6 separate regions of the Homo sapiens genome follow, and regions 2, 3, 4, 5 and 6 are each linked to region 1. The links are chromatin contacts, found by Hi-C or POLR2A ChIA-PET in ENCODE. All regions are on one chromosome and are shown on one strand. The core of a region is the stretch at or near the end of the contact, and the rest is flanking DNA. Distances in the headings are between cores, read along the strand shown.

Region 1 (3,807 bases), core at 461-2,960:
TCTGAATACTAAGCAGTTTACATATATTCATTTAATCTTAATACCCTGTGAGGTTGGTACTATTATTATCCTCAATTTACAGGTAGGTAAAATGGGACAGCGAGCTTAAGCAGTCAGTCCAAAGTCACTCAGTAAGGAAGTATTAGAGCAGGATTTAAACCCAGATGTCTGACTTCAGAGCCTGTAACTTCATTAGATCATGTACCATTTTTCAACAGTACATGTATGTAATTTAAAATTAAATATATATATGGAGAATAGAAGTTCAAATTTTTTTCTGAACACCAGTGAAAACAAAGATTTAGGAGGGGTGGTTGGTAGCGTGGATGTGGAAAGGAGCCTAGCAGTAGACTAGGTAAGAAATAACAGTATCTTGGATTATGGAGGTAGTGATGGAGAGAAGGGGATGGATTTACATGTTTAGTAAGTAAAATTGGACTGCGTGATGGCTTGGATATGGAAGTTAGGGATGAATAAAGTGTCAAGGATGACTCTTTGGTTTCTGACTTGCATAAATGGATTAGAGAGTGAGACACAGGCAGAGGCCATAGGAACAGGTTGGGTCATTCTGCTCAGTTTTTCTTTGGACCACAGTAGAGACCACAGCACACTGCTCTTTCAATACTCTGTTAAATGACAAACTTATTACAGGTTATTTCTGTCATAAACATAAAAGCTTCACTCTGTCAATTATGTTTCCTATCTTGCGTTAAAAATTACATAGTCAAAATTTCATCCATTTTCTTTTAAAAATGTGGAGTTAAGTCTTATAAAATGGGGAAGTGAATGATAGTTGCTGTAACAGGCTAATAGAAGGTTTAGCACCCCTCTTCTGTATACTAACTTTTTAAGTTATATTTATTCATCCCTTAAGATGTGGGACAGGTGGAAAAATTACCTTTCCACTTTGTATTTATGATTTCTAAGTACTAAACTTTTAAAGCCTGTTAATATTATCCCTTCCCAGGTCTTAGAATAATTACACAAAAGTACTGGACTGGTTTAAAAGATATTTGATTCTAGTCTATTTTGTTCATTTGTAGAATTTCTAGTGGTCTAAAAACGATTCTTTTACAAATCAGGAGAAATAGGAATACCTACTATCGGTTTGAATCTCAAACGAACAGCCACAAGAAAAATGGACTTTTTAAAAAAAATTATCTAACAGCATGTTGTCCCAATAAATAATGCTGAAGGAGATTCCTTCTCGTTTCAAATTTGCCAGAAACTTCCCGTTTAACCTCAGCAAAATACAGATCGTTTTGATCTATGGCGTTACCGCACAACCCTGTCAGGTCACATCACTAAACTGCAGATAACAGCGACAAGGCCGAAAACTATGTTAGACGGATCCGCGTCCATACCCCCCATCAGTTAATTTTAACTCTTCATTCGGTACAGGTCACTCTACACATGCTTCCCTGCAAAATGCTTAAGCTAGACACAGTGTACAGATAACTTTCACAGAACCGCAAGGGCTTGATGCTCCCCCAACAGAACGGCTTGAGCTTTCCCCAGCGCAATTCAGAAATGCTGTGGCGGTCGCCAGACTCTTCGGGTAGCTCCCGGCAGCTCCGAGGTAGCGCTCCCCTCCCCAACCATCGCCCTCCGGGATGGGCCGCACCGAAGAGCCCGCTCCTCAGCTAGGGCACGAAGTGCGCCGCCGCGATGGGCAGCTGGAGGAAGGGGCGTGACGCAAGTGGAACTCCCGCGTGACGTCGCGCGGGCTCCCGGGCGGGGCGGGTCCGGCCGCCTCCGAGCCCGGCCGGCAGCCCCCGGCCTTAAAGCGCGGGCTGTCCGGAGGGGTCGGCTTTCCCACCGAGGATTTGGCACTCTGGTGAGGGAAAAGGGCGAAAGAGAAAAGCGAGCAGCCGTCCTTTCACAGCCTCAGAAAGTGCTCGCTTCCCTTCGGGGGCTTTCGCGAATCCCGAGGCAATCTCGGAGGCGGTGAGTAAAAGCAATCTCTTTACCCCACCCGGAGCTCTGGGTCGGAGCGACTGCTTCTGGTCTGGAGCTGCGTGCTTGGCGAAGGGCTCCCGGGGTAGGGGTGGCTCCCGGCTCTGGGGTTGTGTCTGATGAAATAGGCCGGGCCCGGGCTACACTCGGTGGTGGTGGACCGGCGGGAGGACGAGCGCTACCTCAGTACTACTTCTGGGTCTCCCGCGCGGGCTGAGGAAGCGCCTTTCGCCGCCAAGCCCGCCCCGCGCATGCGCCGACTGCGGCTCGCGCGCGCGCTTCGGAGGTTTTTTGGCCAGACCCGCACGCGGAACCGGCGCGGGCACCTGGGGAGAAATGGATGGAGAAGGGACCTGGCTGGAAAGCCTTTGCCCCGCTGCTCTGCTCCGCCCATAAGAGGACCCCTGAAATGTCCCGTGCAGTTTGTTCAAGTCCCCTGTGTGATGAAATGTGCCTCTCGCCTTACCCGTGTGAGAATACCTGTGGTGTGGCAGCGAGTATTTTGGTGAGCACCTGCAGTGTAGTGGTTTATACTAAGGAATACACACAAATTACAGGCCTTTGAGCCCAGAATGCAACTTGGGAGGTAAGACGTGACGTTCTGAGAGATTGAAAAATGTACATTGTCGTCGTGCCTCGAATAACGGTTCATTGCAGAGAGAGATGCTAACAAAAAGTGCCGGGCATGCGGGTAGGTGGAAAGGGTTTTGCGAGCCAGAATTTGCAAGTTGAATGTTTTGTTTTTATGTTTTGTTTTTAAGGCACTGTACATCACTTACTTGAAGATAGATACGTAAAGGATGCTTATTTTACACTCTTTAAACGAATATGTTAATACTTTTTCGGTCATTGAAGTAATTAAACCTTCATTTTAAACTGTTGACTTAATAGAAATCGTTTATGTCTTCTTTTTTTTTCTTTTTGCTGCAGAGAGGTATTTTTTCTTTATTTTATTATTATTTTTTATACTTTAAGTTCTAGGGTACATATGCACGACGTGCAGGTTTGTTACATATGCATACATGTGCCATGTTGGTGTGCTGCACCCATTAACTCGTCATTTACTTTAGGTATATCTCCTAATCCTATCCCTCCCCCCACCCCACGGCAGGCCCCGGTGTGTGACGTTCCCCTTCCTGTGTCCAGGTGTTCTCATTGTTCAGTTCCCACCTATGATTGAGAACATGCGGGCTACAGAGAGGTATTTTACAGTTATTGGTCTCATGACTTGATTTCCATCCCTGACATAGCCATGTCCCAGCTGTGTGACCTTGGACATTTACTGCCTTACGCCTCTTCCCCCAACTCTAAAATGAAATTATAGTAGCTGTCTTACAGAGTTTTTCTGAAGGTTAGGTAGAATATAAATATTCTATAATATATAATTATATATTAAATAATATATAAATACAAATATTAATATTAATATTCTATAGTTTCTGGTATGTGGGAAACAAATGGTGACTTTTATTCACAATTATATATAGGCCCATTTGTTTATCTGTTAGAGTTAAAGATAGAATAAAAACCTCTTTGGTAACAAAACTAATGCAGTGCACCTAATTCTACTTTTAAAAACTTTTTTACAGAAATAAATGTACACAAGAGAAATACTGGAATTATGAACCCCATTGTATACGCACCCACCCAGCTTCAGAAATTGTTGAAGTTCAGCCCTTGTTTCATCTCTTCACCCAACATCCATTTTTGTTTGTTTTTGCTGGATTTTTTTTTTTTCAAGCAAATCGCAGAGTATATCCCTTTACCTGTAAATATCTCGGTAAATATCCCTTTAACAGATAAGGCCTTTCTAAAAAAAAAACAAACAAAACCGCATCATTATCATACCCA
Region 2 (3,807 bases), core at 773-3,272, 400 kb after region 1:
TACAAAGAACTCAAACAAATTTACAAGAAAAAAACAAACCACCCCATCAATAAGTGGGCAAAGGATGTAACAGACACTTCTCAAAAGAAGACATCTATGCAGCCAACAGACACATGAAAAAATGCTCATCATCACTGGTCATCAGAGAAATGCAAATCAAAACTACAATGAGATACCATCTCATGCCAGTTAGAATGGCAATCATTAAAAAGTCGGGAAACAACAGATGCTGGAGAGGATGTGGAGAAATAGGAACGCTTTTACACTGTTGGTGGGAGTGTAAATTAGTTCAACCATTGTGGAAGACAGTGTGGCGATTCCTCAAGGATCTAGAATTAGAATTACCATTTGACCCAGCAATCCTATTACTGGGTATATACCCAAAGGATTATAAATCATGGTACTATAAAGACACATGCACATGTATGTTTATTGCAGCACTATTCACAATAGCAAAGACTTGGAACTAACCCCAATGTCCATCAATGACAGACTGGATTAAGAAACTGTGGCACATATATACCATGGAATACTATGCAGCCATAAAAAGGATGAGTTAATGTCCTTTGCACGACATGGATGAAGCTGGAAACCATCAATCTGAGCTATCACAAGGATAGAAAACCAAACACAACATGTTTTCTCTCAGGTGGGAACTGAACAATGAGATCACTTGGACACAGGGTGGGGAACACCACACAACGGGGCCTGTCGGGGATGGGAGGCTGGGGGAAGGATAGCATTAGGAGAAATACCTAATGTAAATGATGAGTTGATGGGTGCAGCAAACCAACATGGCAGGTGTATACCTATGCATCAGATTTGCATGTTGCGCACATGTACCCTAGAACCTAAAGTATAAAAAAAAAGAACAAAAAAAGAAACCCAACAGGTGAAGAACAATCCCATTTCTGTAAAAACAGAAAACCTCAGGAATGTGTGTATAAAAAAAATTTCCCAAAGAATATACTCTAAAATGTCTATTATGGTAGAGTCCCATAAGCTTTTTTTTCATTTACTTTCTACATGTTCTATAATTAGCCTTTTGAACTTTTTAAATGAAGATAGTGGACTAAATGGTTTCTAAGGTTTTTTTTCTAGAGATGTCATGGGTCAAAATTAAAGTCACAAGTTAAGGGGAAAGTTATTTGCTTCAATAATGGTGAATACCCCCTACATTAAATACCTACAGGAAAATTCAAACTCTGACCAGGAAACCACGCCATTTGCATTTCCACACCCCAGCCCATGCCTGCTCATGTCTGGGGACGCCTGGCATTCAGCTCTCCGGATGGTTGGGCTGCAGGTGTCCCTAAGGTGCACCCTGACAGCCGGCTCGCTCTGCGGAGCTGCAGAGTGAGTTCCTGGCTCCCGTGACAACCTACTTCCCTTACGTTCATCTGTTCTCCATTAGTCTCCACCAGCCTCTCAGTTTCCTGGAGGTGTTTTCTACATTGTACAGTTACATGTAAAGAAAAATGCAACAGCAGCAAAGCACGGGGGGTCCAGACACAAGCACCCCTTCCCTGGGAGACTGCTTACCACCATCACAGTCAGACGCTCAAGCAGCACCCACACGAGAGGAGAGCCACCAACGTGAAGCCTTTCAGAAAAGGCCCACGGGCAGCCTGGGCAACTAGCGAGACCCCATCTCTACAAAAAAATTGAAAAATTAGCCAGGCGTGGTGGCTCATACCTGTACTTCCAGCTACTCGGGAGGCCCCAGCCCAGCAGGAGCGTTCAGCGAGAGGCAGAGCCCCGGAACAGCGGTGTTCACTCAGTTAAACCTCATGGTCTGAGAGAGTGGCAGGTGTGCCGTTTTCCATAATTAGTCACAGCCCCTGAAGGAAAAGCGCGCCCGTGTGGGGCAGGACCAAAGGAAGAAACGCTTCTGCAATGCTACCGGGAAGTCTGAGCTCACCTTCTTTACCTTGGCACCGAGCTGAAGATCTGTTAGAAACCCTCTCCAACCAGGACTTTCAGGAGAAACGGTGGCCACCGCCCAGAATAACAAGGCCCCAGCAGCAAGGTGTCCTTTTCCCAGCAAGTGAAACCTGCCCCCCGCCACCACCTGTAGTACAGGAGACACCACAAAGCAAGAGGCCCCAGGGCTCTGCTCGGGAAGCTGCCGGGCCTGTTTTTCCTCCCAGTGGCCAACAAACAGGAGGGCAGGTTCAGCACGTTGGGCTCTGCTTTCTGAGCGCCGCACCATTACAGCATCCACATCCGATTTTTAAAACTGAAGTATAACATAAATACCGTGTAGTGTAGGAGGCACAGGAATCTCAAGTACATGGCTTGCTGAGCATTTATACCCATTAGCACCCACACAGCTGCCACCTGGACAGAGACACCGGCCCTTCCCAGCATTGCACCAGGCTCCGCAGACTCCTCCCAATCCATTCACTCATCCCGAATCCCCTCTGTGGCCATGTGCCCTTTCCTACTGCAGTGAGGATTCCATTGTATGGACAGATGAAATTTATGGACTATTTCATCTAGTTAGGTGCTATTATGAATAAAGCTGCCATGGATTTTCTTGAACATGTCTTTTTTTTTTTTTTTTTTTTGAGATAGAGTCTTGCTCTGTTGCCCAGGGTAGAGTGTGGTGGAGTGATCATAACTCACGGCAGTCTTGAACTCCTGGGCTCAAGCAATCCTCCCACTTCAGCCTCTCAAAGAGCTAGGAGCACAGGCACACACCTTTACACCTGGCTAATTTAAAAAGAATTTTTTTTTTTTGTAGAAATGAGGTTTCACTATGTTGCCTAGGCTAGTCTCAAACTCCTGGCCTCAAGCGATCCTCTCACCCTGGTCTTCCAAAGCCCTGGGATTACAGGCGTGAGCCACCACACTTGGCCTTGAACATGTATTTTTTTTAAAAAAATAACAGGCTTACTGAGATATAATGCACACACCATAAAATTCACCCTGTGGAAGAGTACAATTCAATAGCTTTTAGTATACTCACAGTTATGCAGCTACCACCACCATCTAATTCCACAACACTGAACATAACTTGTGAACATATGTCTTTGTTTCTCTTGGGTAAATACTGAGGAGGGGGAATACGTAGATGTTGTATTATGTAGATGTTGTTTAGCTTTGGTACTTCTAAAGCATAAATATCATTCTACAATCCTCACCAACATTTGGTATTGTCAATTTTTTTCACTGTAACCATTCTTTTGGGTGTGTGATTCCACATCAGAGTTAATACCACATTTTCTCAATTCCCCATTCTCTTACTACCAACCAAATATAAACTGAAAGCTGAAATTTCACCTAACAACAGAGGACTCATCTAACAATCTTCAGGACTGACTTTTTTTTCCCTTTTCTTTAAACACCAGTGTAGCACTTCCAAAATGTTAGATAAAATGATGTATCAGGTCCGCTGAGATACTTCAAAAATTGATTAAAAAAAAAAAAGCTAACAGTAACTGCTTAACATACATTATTTTAAATAATTCTTGCAACATTTCTGTGAAGTGTATGCAATTATTCTTATTTGACATATAAGCAAACTGACACATAAATAAGTTATTTGATTTTTCCAAGGTCATATTGCCAGAGAATGAGATTCTTACCCAGGTCTTTCTGTCTCCGAAATGCTGGGCTGCTTGTCACTACTCTCTATAGTCTCATCTCCACAGCCGGTTATAAGATAGGACACTCTATACACCTGCTGAATACATTTGCTGACATAACATCTTTGCACAAAGCAATATGAAAAAAAAATTTCAGGGAAAAGAAAACCTTCATAAAAAGCATAAGTATTGAAACCAGGTTATATATTATGTAATT
Region 3 (3,807 bases), core at 939-3,438, 370 kb after region 1:
TCTTGGGAAAATAAGCATCTCTGGACCTCAGCTTCTTCATCTTTAAAATATGGATGACTTGGAAGAGTGTTATAAAAGTAAATGAGATAATATTAATGTAAGAAATGTCTGAGGCACAGTAGTTGCCCAATAAATGGTTATTATTATTAAAAAGAAGAGGAAGACATAGCAGGAGGAGGAAGAGGAAGGTGTAGGAACATTTCCTAATTTTTCCTTCCATTTGTCTTCTTGGGGCAGGAAATGCCCCCACTGGCGCTCCTGAGAAAGGTTGGAAATCCCATTTTCTGAGTGCAGTGAGCAAAACCATTCATTTCTGTCCATCTAGGATGATTTAGATATGGACCTGCCCTCAGGCAGGGCAATGAGCATCTATAGACACTGCAGAGGCAGTGATTTTTGACTTTTATCCAAGAATGGTTCCTGGCACATATGAGGCACTTGGTAAATGTCTGTTTATTGAAGGAACCCCTTCCAGCCCAAAGCCACACAAGATGCACGGTTACCTTTTAGACTCCCCATCATGGTATTCCACAGGGCCACTGGTGCTGCCCCTCACATTTATCCCATATGAATCTCCTACCGATGTTCAAAAATAACACTGTTGTTTCTGGGCTATGTCAGCATCCAAGGCCACCTGGGAGATGGGAGGCTGTCCTGGGCACACCTGGGTACCAGTGCTGACTCCCACCAGCCAGCATGGTGGTCCTTGACTTAAGCAAGTGACAACTCAGCAGGTCCAACTTGCAAACAAATGCAAAAAAAAAAAGAAGAAGGAAGGGGAAAGATCAGCTATTAGGACTACTCTGATTGCAGGCATGGAAAAAAATACTTACTTTCTTCTTCTTATTTTTTTTTTGAGATGGAGTTTTGCTCTTGTTTCCCAGGCTGGAGTGCAATGGCGCGATCTCGGCTCACTGCAACCTCCACCTCCCGGGTTCAAGCGATTCTCCTGCCTCAGCCTCCCTAGTAGCTGGGATTACAGGCATGCGCCATCACACCTGGCTAATTTTGTATTTTTAGTAGAGACAGGGTTTCTCCATGTTGGTCAGGCTGGTCTCGAACTCCCGACCTCAGGTGATCCACCCGCCTCGGCCTCCCAAAGTGCTAGGATTACAGGCGTGAGCCACTGCGCCCAGCTAAAATACTTATTTTCTAGAGTCAGGCATTATTTGAGCAAAGCTAAGCAATACTATGCTTTTTCTTTCCTGATAATACTGGTAAAGAAATGTAAAAACCCATTCCAAAATTTGCCTGCACTTCAATTTTATAGTGCTATTCCATGGGGGGGAAAAATCTGCCAAGTAATATATAGGAACTAGAATAGAAATAAGCATGATCTTAAAGTGGTCCTAGGCTTCTTTTCCTTTTTAAAACAAAGGACAGAAGACCAGTGAGCAGCAACAACAAATGTGAATTTTTCTACATAATGTGCAGCATCCAGGATTGAGGCCAGGCTGCCCCTGGTCACAGGGAAGGAAACAAAACTTTGTCACCAGCCCAAGAAATAGACTATTTATGTGTGATGTGTGTGAGGGCTGCTCAGTGTGGTTTCATTTCAGAAACACTGTTGTGGCTAGGCCCCCAGATCTAACACCTCCTACAGTGAACAGAGTCCACCTCCGTTGGGTTACACATGCCTGGCCAAATGCAGCACTGTTCTCACCCTTCAACCGAACCGTAGTGACGTCTGGCAAGAGGAGTTTGAGGGAGTGAAGGATGAGCGACTTTCGCTTTTTACTTGATATATTTCTGTATTGTTTTAAATGTCTTATAAATAGCATGCATTACTCTATTGCTTAAAAATACATACATATATATTCCCCAAATTAAAGCATGCCTATTCATCAGCAATGAGCTGTTTTAACCGTTTAAACTCTCCATTACTTCCTCCCTCACCTTCGCCTTCCCTGCAGACCACAACCCAAATCCTTGGTAACAATCACCTATTGGTTTGAATAGTAGTAATCAGAATAGATAACATTCTTAACTCTCCAATGGGCAGGACTTGTGTAGAGAGTTCAGGGGTGAAACCCACCCGATCGCTTCATTCTTGTCCTCATGTGGTCATAGCCAACTGGCCCTTGAACGAGAGGCACATGGTCCTAATAAGTTCAGAAGGCCTGTTTCCTGTCTCAGATGAGAGCTCCGAGGCCTGAGCGGAGGGCGAGCCCGGGGCGCTGGTCACAGCTGGGTCCTCTCCGACAGTAGTACTTTCTCTGTGCATCCCTGTGTTACTCATGGCCCAAACCTCCCTTGTGAGTCACGGGCTCTGAGGGCTATGGGGCAGGGCAGTGTGGCCTTTTCCAGGAGGTGTGTCCTGAAGCTACCATCACAACGGCCACACCTACCTCCTGGGACTCTGAGTCCCCACTGTGTCTCCCCACAGCCATGCCCCTGCCTCAGCCATCCTTCTGAAGAACCCACCTGTCCCCATCTGCCCTGCTCAGCCATCCTTCTGAAGAGCCTGCCTGTCCCGGTCTGCCCTGCTGAACACCACCCCACACCCAACTGTCTCCTGCATACCCCCAGGGTCCTGCGCACTGCTTCTGGGAGGGAGGCAGACCCTAATGGGCAGAAAGGAATGAATCTGGTCACAACAGTCAGAACTGTCAGGGAGGAAATTAGCAAGGCGACAGGAAAAAGCTAGCAGGGCTTGCACAGGATGTGGCCAGGGAAGCCTCTCTGAGGTCACCTCGATTTGAAGGCCTGGGGGATGAGCAGTAGTGGCCAACTGAAAGCAGGGAGGAAGGCATCCGGGCCGAAGTGACAGGCCCAGAAGCCCTGAGGAGACACATGTGTGCCATGGCCAAGGCACAGAAAGGCTCTCCCCTCCCCAGATCCGCAGGCTGATTTGGCGAACGATCTATTCCTGTATCTCCACTCTGTGGTCCAACAGGCACCTCAGCCTTCATACATTCAAACCAATGCCCAGTACGCCTCCACCACCACCTTGCCAAACCCTGCTCTTCACACAACATTCTCCATCTCAGTAAAGGCAACCTCATTCTTTCATTGCTCGGAACCCAAACCTAGAAGTCATCCTAGACTCCCCTCTCTCAAATCCTAGTGCCTCAGATATCCTACCATGTCTCCCCACCTCCACTGCTATCAGCCAGTTCTCAGCCATCATCATCTTGCACCTAGATCATGGCAAGAGCCCCTGGTCTTCTTGCTTCCTCCCCACCCCTTGGCACCGTTGTCCCCCAGCATCCCCATGGCTCACTCCCTCACTTCCTTCTGGTCTCTGCTCAGACAGCTTAGTGAGGCATGCTGTCTTTATGCAAATGGGTAGTGCATTCTAAACAGGATCATTTGGAGCTTATCTGAAAGTTAATGGAAAAATCAAAGAAATGGAAAGACACCCAAACACAGCACGTGTTTTCTCTCTCTCTCTCTCTCTCTCTCTCTCTGTGTGTGTGTGTGTGTGTGTGTGTATACAGTTGCCCCTCAGTACCTAAAGGGGATCTGTTCCAGGACGTCCATGGGTTGTCAAGTCTCTTATATAAAATGGTGTCGTGTTTGCCTACAACCCATGCACATCCTCCTGTATATTTTAAATCATCTCTAGATTACTTGTAATATCAAATACAATGTAAATGCTATGTAAATAGTTGTTATACTGTACTGTTTAGGAAATAATAACAAGAAAAAAAGTCTGTACATGTTCAGTACAGATGCAACCATTGCAGGCCTAAACTGCATTGTTGACCCACAGTTGGTTTAATCTGAGGATCTGGAACCTGTTCATGCAAAGGGCTGATTGTGTGTGTGTGTGTGTGTGTGTGTGTGTGTGTGTATAGTGGTTTA
Region 4 (3,807 bases), core at 851-3,350, 320 kb before region 1:
AAGTGAGAAGAGTAGCTCCCTGCTCTCTGAGGTCCCGGCTGCTAGTAGGCACCACAGCAGGGCAGCATGGGCTGGAAGATGCTGAAGCCTGGCTTACTGAGTGGCACCTCCTAATGCACAGACAGCCGTTCCCACTCCAGGCTGCACAGAGCCCTGCAAAGTGGTGGGGTCAGGGCAGATTCAAGAAAATCTAAGGTCTACACCTTCTCTCAGCCCCACAACCTTGTTGGTAAGTTGGACTCACTGCCTGAATCCCCCTTCCTTAGGTCGATCCCTCTCTCAGGCATCCGGAGAATCTCCCCAGCAATTTGACCTCTGTCACCCTGCCCTGCTCTCCCCATTTTGTTCTCCAGATGAGCTGGTGTACATCAGGACCCCCTTTGAAGACCCAGTTCACCGTCTCTTACCGGGAAACTTCTTAGCCCCCAGAAAAATCCAAACACAAACAGCTGGCTGGAGGCTGGATGAGAAAGGAGTATCCTGACTCCACCCCCAAGACCCGTCCTGCCTCAGCCTGGCCCCAGCAGAGATGCTGTCTACAGTTGGTAGAATCCATCTCCTTCTTCAAATGCTTTTAAGGAAGCCACATTGTGGAAGGCAGTGAGAAGATCTCTTGCTCTCGCTTCCTGTACCTACAGTAGAGCCTTGGCATTATGTGAGGTGGAAGGAACTTGGACCCTGGAGTTTGAGTAAACAATACTCCAGCAACAACTTTGCCACCTGCTCACAGTGAGACCTGGGCAAGAGCTCTCTGAAGCTACTTTCTCACAGGGAGATGGGAAAGACTCGTCCTCGCCCTTGGGGTTGTTTTGAGGGTTAAATGGAAAACCTAAGATAAAGAACCTAATACAATGCCTTGCACATAGTTGGCATCTGATAATTCTTAGTTCTTATTTTTAATATATTTTTTGACTTGTGCCAGAGTGTACCATGTGGATGTTAGAGGCATTGAAAGGAGGTTTCTGGAATTGCATAACAAGCTTATCAATTACAAAAATATTTCCTTGCTATTCATTAAGTCCTAAAAAAGAAATATAAGCAATATGAAATTGTTTACATTATGAAATAACAACAGATATAACTGAATAATTTGTAAAGCAAAATTAAAATCATCCTATTCAATGTGCAGAAAAGTGGGGGAAAGGTGGGGAAGAGAACTTACATTATTCAGGTACCTATTATGTGCTATTCATATTGGCACATAATAGGTGCCTGAATATTTGGCAAGCAATATGCCAAGATTTTTGCTGTGTTCCTTAAAGGTCACATTATGGCAAGGACACTGAAGCTCTCTAGATTAGATCTCTAGAAAATAATAAACGTCATTCTTTCTTCTTCTGTCACCTTCCTGTGTGTGTCTAAGACTCAGGCTTAATTGTCTACTTCCTATATAAATTCAGTTCCATGCCATGTCCCATGCCCTGCTGGCTTTATCCCAGACATGAAGTGCCCTGGCTTACTCAGAAAGATGAGTGCAGGCCCCTCTTCCTTGGCTTCTACCTAAGGCCAGCAGAACTCCTGAGCCTGTGCTCTAGGGGAGGAGCAGGGCTGGGGTACACTGAAGGTATTCTGACGCCTGCTTTACTTGTCACTGTTGCTTCCCTTCCAGTAATTTCCAAGGCAGCTTTCTTGGAAAAGAAACCTGCTTTAATTAAGAACCCCTGGAAATTCTGAGCAATGTTCTACTTAAACCTAGCAAAACCCTACTTGCAACAGAGAACAGGGGAGAAAGGGTGGGTAGGAGGACTGATGGAAATGGCTCCACATGATTTGATTCTGTGACCTTCAAAGTCTGAAAAAGAAAATCAGGTTGATTCATAAACAACTAGGGACTAAAATACTTCTGGCTTCCTTTTATTGTACTTCTGGGAACCAACCGATTATGTTTAGAACTCTGGGTGACTGGAAGGGTTTTGTTGCTTTTTTTTAAAGCTGGTCCTGAAACCATAATCAGTTTTCTAGGCTGTTCATTTTGGCATGTGCAGGTTGAACTTTTGTCACTCAATCACAAAGGCATGGAAGATGTTCAGTTTCAAAGAAGGAAGCCAATCCGTGACCAAGGCCACCAAATCCAACACCAAAAACAAACACAAAGGGCTGCATTCCCACACGTCACCACTGGCCCATTTCCAGAGCAGATCCTGACGGATGAGAGGCAGCAGGGAGGAGATGCTGGCTTGCTGCAGGGTTTAGCAGTTAATCTCAGGTGGCTGAAGCATGCCTTGTGCTTCAACCGAAAGGACTGAGACACGGAGATATTAAACAAAGCCTGTGTAACCCTTAAACAAACAGAGAAGGGAGCCAAGAATTGCTGTAGTCATAATCCCTTATTCTACAGCATCCACGGTGTTCAAGGCATCTTCATCAACAGTATGTGTTTTGATTGATTCCTCATTATAATCCAAGCAGTTATTATTAATATTTAGCCCCATTTCTCAAAGCTTTGTGGCTGAAAGACTGCCAGGACCGACGTTCTTTCTAGAAAAAAAAAATAGGTATTCTAAAAACAATTAGAGAAAACTTTAGACATCCCTCCCACAAAAGAGAAACTTTCCCCACCCATGCTGCAGGTCCAGAAATGTGCCCACTGCCATTATCCTTCTAAAACACATGCACACAAGTACTGAAGAGTAATTGTTTTTTATACTTTGTTTCTTAATCTAATGCTTTATACAAGGTCAAAACTTGAAAGATCATCTACAAGGTCTATTAAAAAACACTTTCTTCTCATTTTTGGGTTCTACTAAATTTGGAAATCCAATTTAAAGCCAATAGGTAAGGGAATAATATAGTTTCACACACTTATAATTTTATCTCATCTGCAAAGAAACTTCAAAACTAAATTCCATCCTGGAGTGGAATAACATATGCTTGCCCGTCAGCTATTTGCTAACTCTGTCTAATTTTCAGAAAAAAAGGGTGTTGTTCTGTTTCTAGATGTTTTATTCTGTAGTGTATATAAGGTTGCAATGTATTTAAAAATTTTTTTGGAAATAGATGTGGTATAAATCTTACATAAATAATGACAATTAAGATCTCCAAGAATAATATTATTTTATAGCTAGAGGTTTGGATTAACAGGCAAGAAAACAAAAACAAGAGTTTTCTACCAATGCGCAGGAATTTTGTGTTTTAATTTTCTCATCTACAAGAGGTGGTGCAACAGCGCTGTCCTGGGAGGCAAAGGACCAGGAGTCCAGTCTTCCTATGCTTATACCACATGCAACTTCCAGCAATGCATTCAATCTCTGAATAGTGTCCATCAAATGGGGACTAAAGACACCTTATCTATTTAAAAACAAGGAGTTGGATCAATTTGCTTATAGTTCTTTTATTTCTTAAGATCTATGGATCCTTCCTCAAAACATTTAGCTCTAAAACAATCTTGTAGATTAGGTCAAATGCAAACCACAAAACCATGTCTAGTAGCTTTTTAACAATCAAACCTCCACATGATTTTGCACTGATGCTAGAGAGAGTGAAGAAGGTGGCAGTCTTTCTGTCCAGTTCTCATAAACTATTGCTATTTCTAATAAAGTAACCTAAGCACCTGCTGTGGATAAGGCCCCAGGAAAGAAAAGTTTGCTGCCTCTAGACTAATAAAGAGAACTGACCATTGATCTTAGAGAAATGTTAATTTCCAAGCGAGTATTTTTTAAAACTCCTCCTTTGCTTTTATGTTTCCTAGGTTACCATAAATAGAACCTACACACTTTATTTGTACCATCTTAATGTCTTCGATTGAAGTGCTGTGTCCTTATCCTAGATTCTTAGCTAGTCTCCTAGCTCCTGGAGGAAAGCATCTAT
Region 5 (3,807 bases), core at 657-3,156, 310 kb after region 1:
GGTTGGACGTGGGCCCCAGGGGGTAGGCCTCAAGGAAGACTTCCCCGAGGAATGGCACTGAAGCAAGCACTGAGGGCTGAGAGTGGTTGGCCCCACCAGGTTTTGGTAGGGAGAGCCCAGTGGAAAGACCCCAAAGTAGGAAGGGGGTTGGTTTTGCATAAAATAGATTTTTCTAACTGTAGAAGTCGTTGCCCTTCCCCCTACACACACACAGGCAGGAGGCAGAGCCCACAAATGATGATGCCGACAAACCCTCCCTCCCCACTGACTCGGCCCCAGGCACAGGGAGCTGCCGCTGAAACAGGCCCTGGCTCCAAAGACCCTGGCTCCTTTGAGCCAGGTTGTGGAATGCCCTCTTTGAGGGCCTGGGGCACATTTGGCCACTAGGCTAGTGTGAGGATCTCTGCCCAGACAGAGGGCAGATTCCCTCCTGGGTGGGAATGCTCAGTGATTGGGGAAGGAGCAGGCTTGTTGGTCACAGGCCAATTATGCAGAGCTGCTCACCTCCCTTAGTATTAGCTTCCAAAGCCCCAGAGTCCTGCTGCCTGTCCCGTCTTCCTCGGGCCCCCAGGGCAGTCCAATGTGGCCAGCCCAGCAGAGGCGCCCACCTGAAATCCTGGGACTGTCCTCCCCTGTTTTGGGATGTCCTGTTCCTGTGGAAATCAGACTCTGAGATGCCTCTGCTGAATGAAGCAGCTCTCAAAGTGATGAGCTAATCCTTTCACCCATCAAATCCTGCTGCAGCCGCTAAAAGGAGTAATTTACAGACAATCAGATGCACTTGTTTGTTTGAAGTGTGCATTTCCATGAATTCTGTAACCACTGCTCTGATCCAGATATAGAGCATTTCTGTCCCTGCAGAAAGTTCTCCTCCCCATCCCATTCTTCCCATCCCCTTCCTGCAAAAGCAATTACTATTCTCACTTCTGTCACCATAGATTAGTTTTACCTATTCTGAAACTTCATGTGAATAGGATCATGGCATATACTTTTTGGGGTCCATCTTCCTTCATACAACTTAACATGTGAGATTTCCCCATGTCATGTGTGTCAGTAGATTTTTTTTTTTAATTGCTGAGTGGGCCACGTGCAGTGGATCACGCCTATAAATCCCAGCACTTTGGGAGGCCGAGGTGGGTAAGGTGGGGGGATCACTTGAGGTCAAGAGTTTAAGACCAGCCTGGCTAACGTGATGAAACTCTGTCTCTACTAAAAATACAAAAATTAGCTGGGCATAGTGGCAGGCACCTGTAATCCCAGCTACCCTGCAGGCTGAGGCAGGAGAATCGCTTAAACCCGGGAGGTGGAGGTTGCAGTGAGCCGAGATCACACTATTCACTTCAGCCTGGGCGACAAGCGAAACTACGTCTCAAAAAAATAAAAATAAAAATGCTCAGTGATATAAGATGTAGTACAGTTTGTTTATCCCTCCTCCTGTTGATAGATATTTGTTCATGCGGCTGCCATGAATGTTCTTGTGCATGGCTTTCTGTGGAAATACTTTTTAATTTCTCTTGGGGTAAATACCTAGGAGTGGGACTTCTGAGTCCTGGTGTAGGTGATATTAACCAGCCATGATGTAGCTGAATGTTTATCTTTGTGCGTGTGTGTCCTAAGTGTAATATAAAAAGGCCCCTCGTCGCCACAGTCAGGACATGTCTTAGAGTGGGAAGCTTCCAGAGGTGAAGCCTGTCATTTAGTGTGCAAGTGGCACCCTTTTCAAATTAGCCTTGCACCCATATCTGTATTTTTAAACTTTGATCCATGCAAGTCACTCCCACTGTTACCTACTGTAGAAGGTCAAGGGTGAGATTTTGAACTTAAAAAAAAATTCCGGGCCAGGTGCAGTGGCTCACGCCTGTAATCCCTGCACTTTGGAAGGCCGAGGCGGGTGGATCACCTGAGGTCAGGAGTTCAAGAGCAGCCTGACCAACGTGGTGAAACACCATCTTTACTAAAAATACAACAAAATGAGCCAGGTGTAGTGGCAGGCGCCTGTAATCCTGGCTACTCAGGAGGCTGAGGCAGGAGAATCGCTTGAACCCAGGAGGCAGAAGTTGCAGTGAGCTGAGATCACACTATTGCACTCCAGCCTGGGTGACGAGAATGAAACTCTGTCTCAAAAAAAAAATTCCTGGGGCAGGTGTGCAAAACAAATTGCAGCTGGCCCGGTGGTTTGGTCTTCAAGTTTCTAGAAGGTGACCACAGAACAGAGAATGTTGAGCCACCTGGCTACGTGCAGACTCTTGCTGGGTGATGGTGTGTCTCAGGGGAGGGCGGATGCTTCCAGCTCTCTGCACCTCTTGGCATATAATTAAAGCTTCATGAGAGAGTGGTTATGTATCATTAGAACGTGGCAGCCCAGGTCGGTAGTGGGTTTTTGTGTTTTTTTCCCCCTCTTTATGGGTGTGGAAGGCAATTAAGAGGAGAAAGTAAGTGGGAGAGCTGAGATAATGCCAACAAAATTCAGTTACCTGAATGGATTTCTGGATTCTTTTCTTCTGTAAGAAATCCCTCTTGCACTGTGTTCACATCAAAAAGAAAACCGACTAACATTGTTTATGATATGCATAAGCATGTAAACCTCAAGAGAAACCTCTTGGATTAATCTCCATGATAAAATGCCTATTTTTTATTTACCGAATATTAAAATCTAAGTACTTGTAGAGAAAGCCCTCCCTCTACCCCTACATCTCCCCAGTGTTGGGGGAATGTATCATAGAACTTAATTTTTCAGTACAGCATGAGATGCTGAGCAGTGGGAAGTAATTGACTCAATGAAAGAAAGACTAATTCAGCCTTCCATGAGGTAGGTGATTAGATTCTGCCTGTCCCCCAATATACATACAGTATAAATATATATTTATAAATATAGATAAGTTATAATTTAATAACATACTCATATATTTATTATAATTTATATAGAATATAGAACTATATATATATCTATTTCCATTAAAAGTTACCTGGATGATTTAGGCACTTGTTACCTGTCTGCAGGGTGGATTTGTTGGGAAGCTAATGCAAGACCCTTTCCATGGCCTCAGGTTTCAAGGTGCCTGAGGCTTATTCAGTTCTGAGGAGGGGGCCTCTTTAAGAAAATGTCACATCACATTAGAAGCACAGTAGCTCCGCACTTCCCTATTATTGTGGCACTTCCCTGAGGCTTGAAGGGCGCCCTCAGGCGCACAGGCCTGGGCAGTAGCTGAGGAGCATCCTGCCAGCTTTAGGTTAAGTGTTCACATCAAGGCCTGAAATGCCTGATTGTGCTGTGTGGGGGAGGGAGGGTTGTTTTGGGTGTGGGTTTGGTGTTTTTTTTTTTTTTTTTTTTTGGTCTTTTTGTTGTTGTTAACAGCACTATTAGAATTCCAACACCATACAATTCACCTCTTTAAAGCCTCTTTTACAATTCATTTTTTTCTCATAAAACTAACACAGGCCTCGGTGGCTCATGCCTGTAATCCCAGCACTTTGGGAGGCCAAGGCGGGTGGATCACCTGAGGTCAGGAGTTTGAGACCATTCTGGCCAACATGGCAAAACCGTCTCTACTAAAAAATACAAAAATTAGCCAGGTGTGGTGGCAGGTGCCTGTAATCCCAGTTACTCAGGAGGCTGAGGCAGGAGAATCGCTTGAACCCGGGAGGCAGAGGTTGCAGTGAGCCGAGATCACGCCACTGTACCCCGGCCTGGGCGATAAGACCAAGACTCCGTTTCAAAAAAAAAAAAAAAAAACTAATACAAAACAAGAGTTTGACATTTCACCCAAGATTTTGCAGCATCTGCTCTCTATGTATTTGTCTCAGATT
Region 6 (3,807 bases), core at 675-3,174, 290 kb after region 1:
ATCTCTAATCAGGTGCATGTGTTAGGAAGCTGTCAGGACTTACTGGCATGCATTGAATAAAGACTGGGTATGGGTTGTGCCCACGCCTTTCAAATAACACAGCTGTTGATCCCAGAGTCCCACTAATCATTACCAGGGATAGATTGCACGGCCACTTCTGCTTGGGGTGGCCCTGAGCTAATTCATTAAAGGGTATGTGAAGTGGAAGATAGTTAAGGTAAAGGTAATGCCAGACCAAAAATGAGTTCCGTAGTAAGGAGCACTCTTCAGCTCAAATATAGTCTTTTAAAGCTGGAAGGAACTTGGAGACTGTCGGCTTCCACTTTTTTTTTTTTTTTTTTAAGCTGAAGAAGCCATTCTTCCAGTATCAGTTTACATAGAATTCCAATAAATAAAACAGCTAAACAGAGAGCTCTTCTGGAGAATCAGGAATGGGCACAAGTAGCCCATTCATCCCCACTCCTGCCATCCACCTCCTTTGGTGCCTCCATTAGGAAAACCACAGCCCTTACCCATCCTTGCTGTCGTGTACCCATGGGCACCGGCGGCCAGGGAGGCAGTGTGGTGCTTGGGAACGAGCTGGCAGGCAGAAGCCTCAGTCCTGGGAAATGAACTAGCCTTACTGACCCCAGCTTCACTCCTCCGTAAAAGGACTATAATGTCCACCTCAGGGAGATGAATGAAATAGTAAATGAAATATTATATGTGAAAGCTGTAGTAGATATTCATTAAGCATTAGTTTCACTTCCATTTTTGTCCAGTCACAGAGCTTTTTTTTTTTTTTTTTTTTTTTTGGAGACAGAGTCTCTCTCAGTTGCTCAGGCTGGAGTGCACTGGCGGGGTCTCGGCTCACTGCAAGCTCCGCCTCCTGGGTTCACGCCATTCTCCTGCCACAGCCTCCTGAGTAGCTGGGATTACAGGTGCCCGCCACTACACCCGGCTAATTTTTTTGTATTTTTAGTAGAGACGGGGTTTCACCATGCTAGCCAGGATGGTCTCGATCTCCTGACCTCGTGATCTGCCTGTCTCAGCCTCCCAAAGTACTGGGATTACAGGCGTGAGCCACCGCACCCGGCCTTCTTTTTCTTTCTTTTTGAGAAAGGTCTCACTGTATTGCCCAGGCTGGAGTGCAGTAGTGCAATCTCAGCTCACTGCAGCCTTGACCTCCCAGGCTCAAGCGATCCTCCTACCTCAGCTTCCTGCGTAGCTGGGATGACAGGCATGCACCACCACGCCCAGCTAATTTTTGTATTTTTTGTAGAGTCGGGTTTCACCATGCTGCCCAGGCTGGTCTCAAAATCCTGGGCTCAAGCCATCCTCCCACCTCGGCCTTCTAAAGTGCTGGGATTACAGGTGTGAGCCACCGTGCCCGGCCATCACAGAGCTATTATGTTGCTCTTTCTAGATCTACTTGAACTTAGCAGTTCCCAGTCAGGTTCACAGTGAGTTTGTCAGTGGTGCAATTCTACAAATAATGGATTCACCTTGAGATCTGCTTTTATTCAGTCTTTTTTTCCTCAATAGTACATGTTTCTTAAAGACTATTTGAAAAATGTATAAAAGTAAAAGGAAGATAACAATTATTGAGCCTCACCTCCTAAACAAAGCCACCATTTACATTTTGGTCTATTTCCTTCCAGTCTTTTTTTTTTTTCTTAATGCATACACTTTATGGAACGTGAGGAGACCATTGTTTTGCTTTGATCTTTCTTGCTAAATCCTACCTTTCAAAACAAGCCCATTACAGAGAAGAGGAACAGATGTTGCCCAGCTTTTTCACTGTAACTGTAACATCAAACCTTCCCATAGCTGTAAACACTCTTCTCAGATGAAGCTTGTAAATTATGCCATTTTCTGGGAAGAGTCCCAGCCTTAAACCAGCTCCTTTTTCCTCAACTAACACTTGCCAAGGCCAGCCTGAATCTTTCTGCCTTTTATCCACATTAGTCACGGCCTTCTCTTTTCTAGTGTGGATTTGTGGTTTGGCTTGGTGACCCTCAGCTCACAAAATGAGTTGCAAGCAACTTTCTCAACTTTCCTAAATAGGCAGACCCCACTTAGTAAACAGCTTGTCCAACACTTCTATCCAAGACCACTTCTCTTCCCCTCGCTTTCCAGCCCCCATTGTGGGCTACTGTGCCACCGCCATAGGGCCAGGAGTGGGAAACCTGGGCCCTGCAAAGGAATTTATGGATTTACATGTAGAGAGAGGGAAGGAATTGTGAAAAACAGGAATAGCTTAGGGGAAAGGGTCCTGGAGTCCTAAGAAGGAAAGGGAAGTTCAGAGAAGAAGGTGAAATAATACAAACTTGACCTTTAAAGTGTTACTCAGCTGGGCACAGTGGCTCATGCCTGTAATCCCAGTACTTTGGGAGACCGAGGTGGGCGGATCACAAGGTCAGGAGTTCAAGACCAGCCTGGCCAACATAGTGACACCCCATCTCTACTAAAATTACAAAAATTAGCCGGGCATGGTGGCATGTGCCCGTAGTCCCAGCTACTCGGGAGGCTGAGGCAGGAGAATTGCTTGAACCTGAGAAGTGGAGGTTGCAGTGAGCCAAGATCGTGCCATTGCACTCCAGCTTGGGCAACAGAGTGAGACTTCATCTCAAAAAAAAAAAAAAAAAGTTCCTGAGGGTCAAGCCTGGACCAGGAAACCAAGAGGAGAGACTCAACTTCCTCCTATTTTTTTACCCTCATACACCCTCTGACCTTTTGCTTCTATGACCCGAGCTCTTGTTTTTGCTTTTGGGCTGATTCAGTTACATTATAGGCTCAGAGAGCCTTGGGTAGGCTAATCTCCACTTACTGCATCAATGAAAAATGCATTCTGAGTTCCAACTTGCCAGCCCAGGAGCTTCTAGAGCACGACCCACTGGTGAGTGAGAGACTGCAGGTGTTGTATGGAGAACTAGTCCTAGAATTGTCCCTATGCATAAGGGAACCGACACCAGCCACCAAGTGCTCTTTACTTCCTGAGATCTGGATGTGGGTTGGTATTTCTGTACACATGGATCCGACCAGAAGAAAGTAGGAGAGAACCTAGTAAACTTGAGATTGGAGGTTATGTGAAATCACCAAACTAGATGATTCCAGCAAAAAGAGTTTCTGTGATGTGTGTGTAGGTTCACACCCCTTAAGATAACCATACTTGACTGTATGATAGTCGCAGGAGTCACTTACTTACTACAGATGCATCAGAGACCATGTGATGAAGAAGATGGCTTCCCAGTGGAGTTGCAAGGTGCCTCTGGGGGGTGTGTTTTTAAATTGTCAACAGCTTCCACATGGTGTTTATATCCTTAACTTTTGGCATTGGGGGCATTCAGATGAGGTCATCCGCTTGGGTCCATTTCCTGAGTGTTGATCATTTTGCGACACAGAGAACAGCGTCTTCTATTCTTAGAGCCTTCAAGCCTAAATGCTCCCTGCCTGGCTCCAGGCCCATGCCCCCTTCCTCCCCACCCACTTTCCCCAGAAAATTTTTGTTGTGGAAAATTACACATTCACAAATTGTGTTTCTTTCCTCACACCAAGCATATTCCCACACAGAGACAGATTCTGGAATGATCTCATGGATGACTCATGCCATTATCTGGCTGTTTATAGGAGCTGCCTTTAGACAAAGATTTGGTCATAAGCTACGTTAAGACCCCTTCATTGTCTGCCAGTTGCCCTTGCAGGGGATGGCTTATGGCTTATCGATGGAGTCCTGAGTGGGAGTGGGAAGGGACTTCTAGACTAAAAGCTGCTTTTGACTTCACTTTTGTCCATCAACTGTGGACCCTGTTCCATTGTCTCTGAACT

What was found. A loop is a pair of places that touch in the nucleus more often than their neighbours do. ChIA-PET counts read pairs that join two places held with the same protein, here RNA polymerase II (POLR2A). Pooled maps may share reads with other maps.
Region 2: a pooled map shows a loop between it and region 1 (2.9-fold over the local background). The contact joins the enhancer-like site here to the promoter of RBBP8 in region 1. A Hi-C loop is called at or near these places in 2 of 50 pooled maps. POLR2A ChIA-PET finds 5 or more read pairs at or near these places in 2 of 52 experiments (PC-9 and activated T-cell).
Region 3: a loop to region 1 is called in a map of natural killer cell, with 11 times the contacts of the local background. The contact joins the enhancer-like site here to the promoter of RBBP8 in region 1. A Hi-C loop is called at or near these places in 1 of 168 maps with a recorded cell type or tissue (natural killer cell), 1 of 37 single-sample maps with no recorded cell type and 1 of 50 pooled maps. POLR2A ChIA-PET finds 5 or more read pairs at or near these places in 1 of 52 experiments (BJ).
Region 4: a map of heart right ventricle shows a loop between it and region 1 (9-fold over the local background). The contact joins the enhancer-like site here to the promoter of RBBP8 in region 1. A Hi-C loop is called at or near these places in 1 of 168 maps with a recorded cell type or tissue (heart right ventricle) and 2 of 50 pooled maps. POLR2A ChIA-PET finds 5 or more read pairs at or near these places in 1 of 52 experiments (BJ).
Region 5: a loop to region 1 is called in a map of CD4-positive, alpha-beta T cell, with 2.3 times the contacts of the local background. The contact joins the enhancer-like site here to the promoter of RBBP8 in region 1. A Hi-C loop is called at or near these places in 5 of 168 maps with a recorded cell type or tissue (B cell, CD4-positive, alpha-beta T cell, CD4-positive, alpha-beta memory T cell and 2 more), 19 of 37 single-sample maps with no recorded cell type and 12 of 50 pooled maps. POLR2A ChIA-PET finds 5 or more read pairs at or near these places in 1 of 52 experiments (Panc1).
Region 6: a map of OCI-LY7 shows a loop between it and region 1 (7-fold over the local background). The contact joins the enhancer-like site here to the promoter of RBBP8 in region 1. A Hi-C loop is called at or near these places in 7 of 168 maps with a recorded cell type or tissue (B cell, CD4-positive, alpha-beta T cell, CD4-positive, alpha-beta memory T cell and 4 more), 25 of 37 single-sample maps with no recorded cell type and 16 of 50 pooled maps. POLR2A ChIA-PET finds 5 or more read pairs at or near these places in 2 of 52 experiments (GM10248 and activated T-cell).

The regions. Positions count from the first base shown.
Region 1 is chr18:22,931,618-22,935,424 of GRCh38, forward strand. It overlaps RBBP8 (RB binding protein 8, endonuclease), which reads left to right and starts at 1,711. Exons shown (of 19, transcript NM_002894.3): 1 at 1,711-1,947. It overlaps RBBP8-AS1 (RBBP8 antisense RNA 1), which reads right to left and starts at 2,147. Exons shown (of 5, transcript NR_198963.1): 1 at 1,971-2,147. MIR4741 (microRNA 4741) reads left to right here and starts at 1,732; the gene lies at 1,732-1,821. RefSeq lists enhancers at 1,441-2,281, 1,965-2,094, 2,455-2,504 and a silencer at 1,755-1,834.
Region 2 is chr18:23,329,334-23,333,140 of GRCh38, forward strand. All of the region lies in intron 13 of SLC35D4 (solute carrier family 35 member D4), which reads right to left. Among named protein-coding and RNA genes, the nearest start is that of SLC35D4, 110 kb to the right of the region's middle. RefSeq lists an enhancer at 939-1,607. Within about 2 kb of position 2,023, at least 10 of the 41 ENCODE cell types and tissues checked have a DNase peak (open chromatin) inside an H3K27ac peak, as active enhancers do; they include PC-9, where a contact is called at or near this core.
Region 3 is chr18:23,305,468-23,309,274 of GRCh38, forward strand. All of the region lies in intron 14 of SLC35D4 (solute carrier family 35 member D4), which reads right to left. Among named protein-coding and RNA genes, the nearest start is that of SLC35D4, 130 kb to the right of the region's middle. RefSeq lists enhancers at 2,018-2,519, 2,520-3,019. Within about 2 kb of position 2,189, at least 5 of the 41 ENCODE cell types and tissues checked have a DNase peak (open chromatin) inside an H3K27ac peak, as active enhancers do; they include natural killer cell, where a contact is called at or near this core.
Region 4 is chr18:22,607,716-22,611,522 of GRCh38, forward strand. It overlaps LOC124904262 (a long non-coding RNA gene), which reads right to left. Exons shown (of 2, transcript XR_007066307.1): 2 at 1,839-2,478. Among named protein-coding and RNA genes, the nearest start is that of CTAGE1, 190 kb to the left of the region's middle. Within about 2 kb of position 2,101, at least 12 of the 41 ENCODE cell types and tissues checked have a DNase peak (open chromatin) inside an H3K27ac peak, as active enhancers do; they include heart right ventricle, where a contact is called at or near this core.
Region 5 is chr18:23,240,158-23,243,964 of GRCh38, forward strand. All of the region lies in intron 7 of CABLES1 (Cdk5 and Abl enzyme substrate 1), which reads left to right. It also overlaps a transcript of SLC35D4 not described here. Among named protein-coding and RNA genes, the nearest start is that of CABLES1, 110 kb to the left of the region's middle. Within about 2 kb of position 1,907, at least 2 of the 41 ENCODE cell types and tissues checked have a DNase peak (open chromatin) inside an H3K27ac peak, as active enhancers do.
Region 6 is chr18:23,223,792-23,227,598 of GRCh38, forward strand. All of the region lies in intron 4 of CABLES1 (Cdk5 and Abl enzyme substrate 1), which reads left to right. Among named protein-coding and RNA genes, the nearest start is that of CABLES1, 90 kb to the left of the region's middle. RefSeq lists an enhancer at 2,862-2,961. Within about 2 kb of position 1,925, at least 9 of the 41 ENCODE cell types and tissues checked have a DNase peak (open chromatin) inside an H3K27ac peak, as active enhancers do; they include OCI-LY7, where a contact is called at or near this core.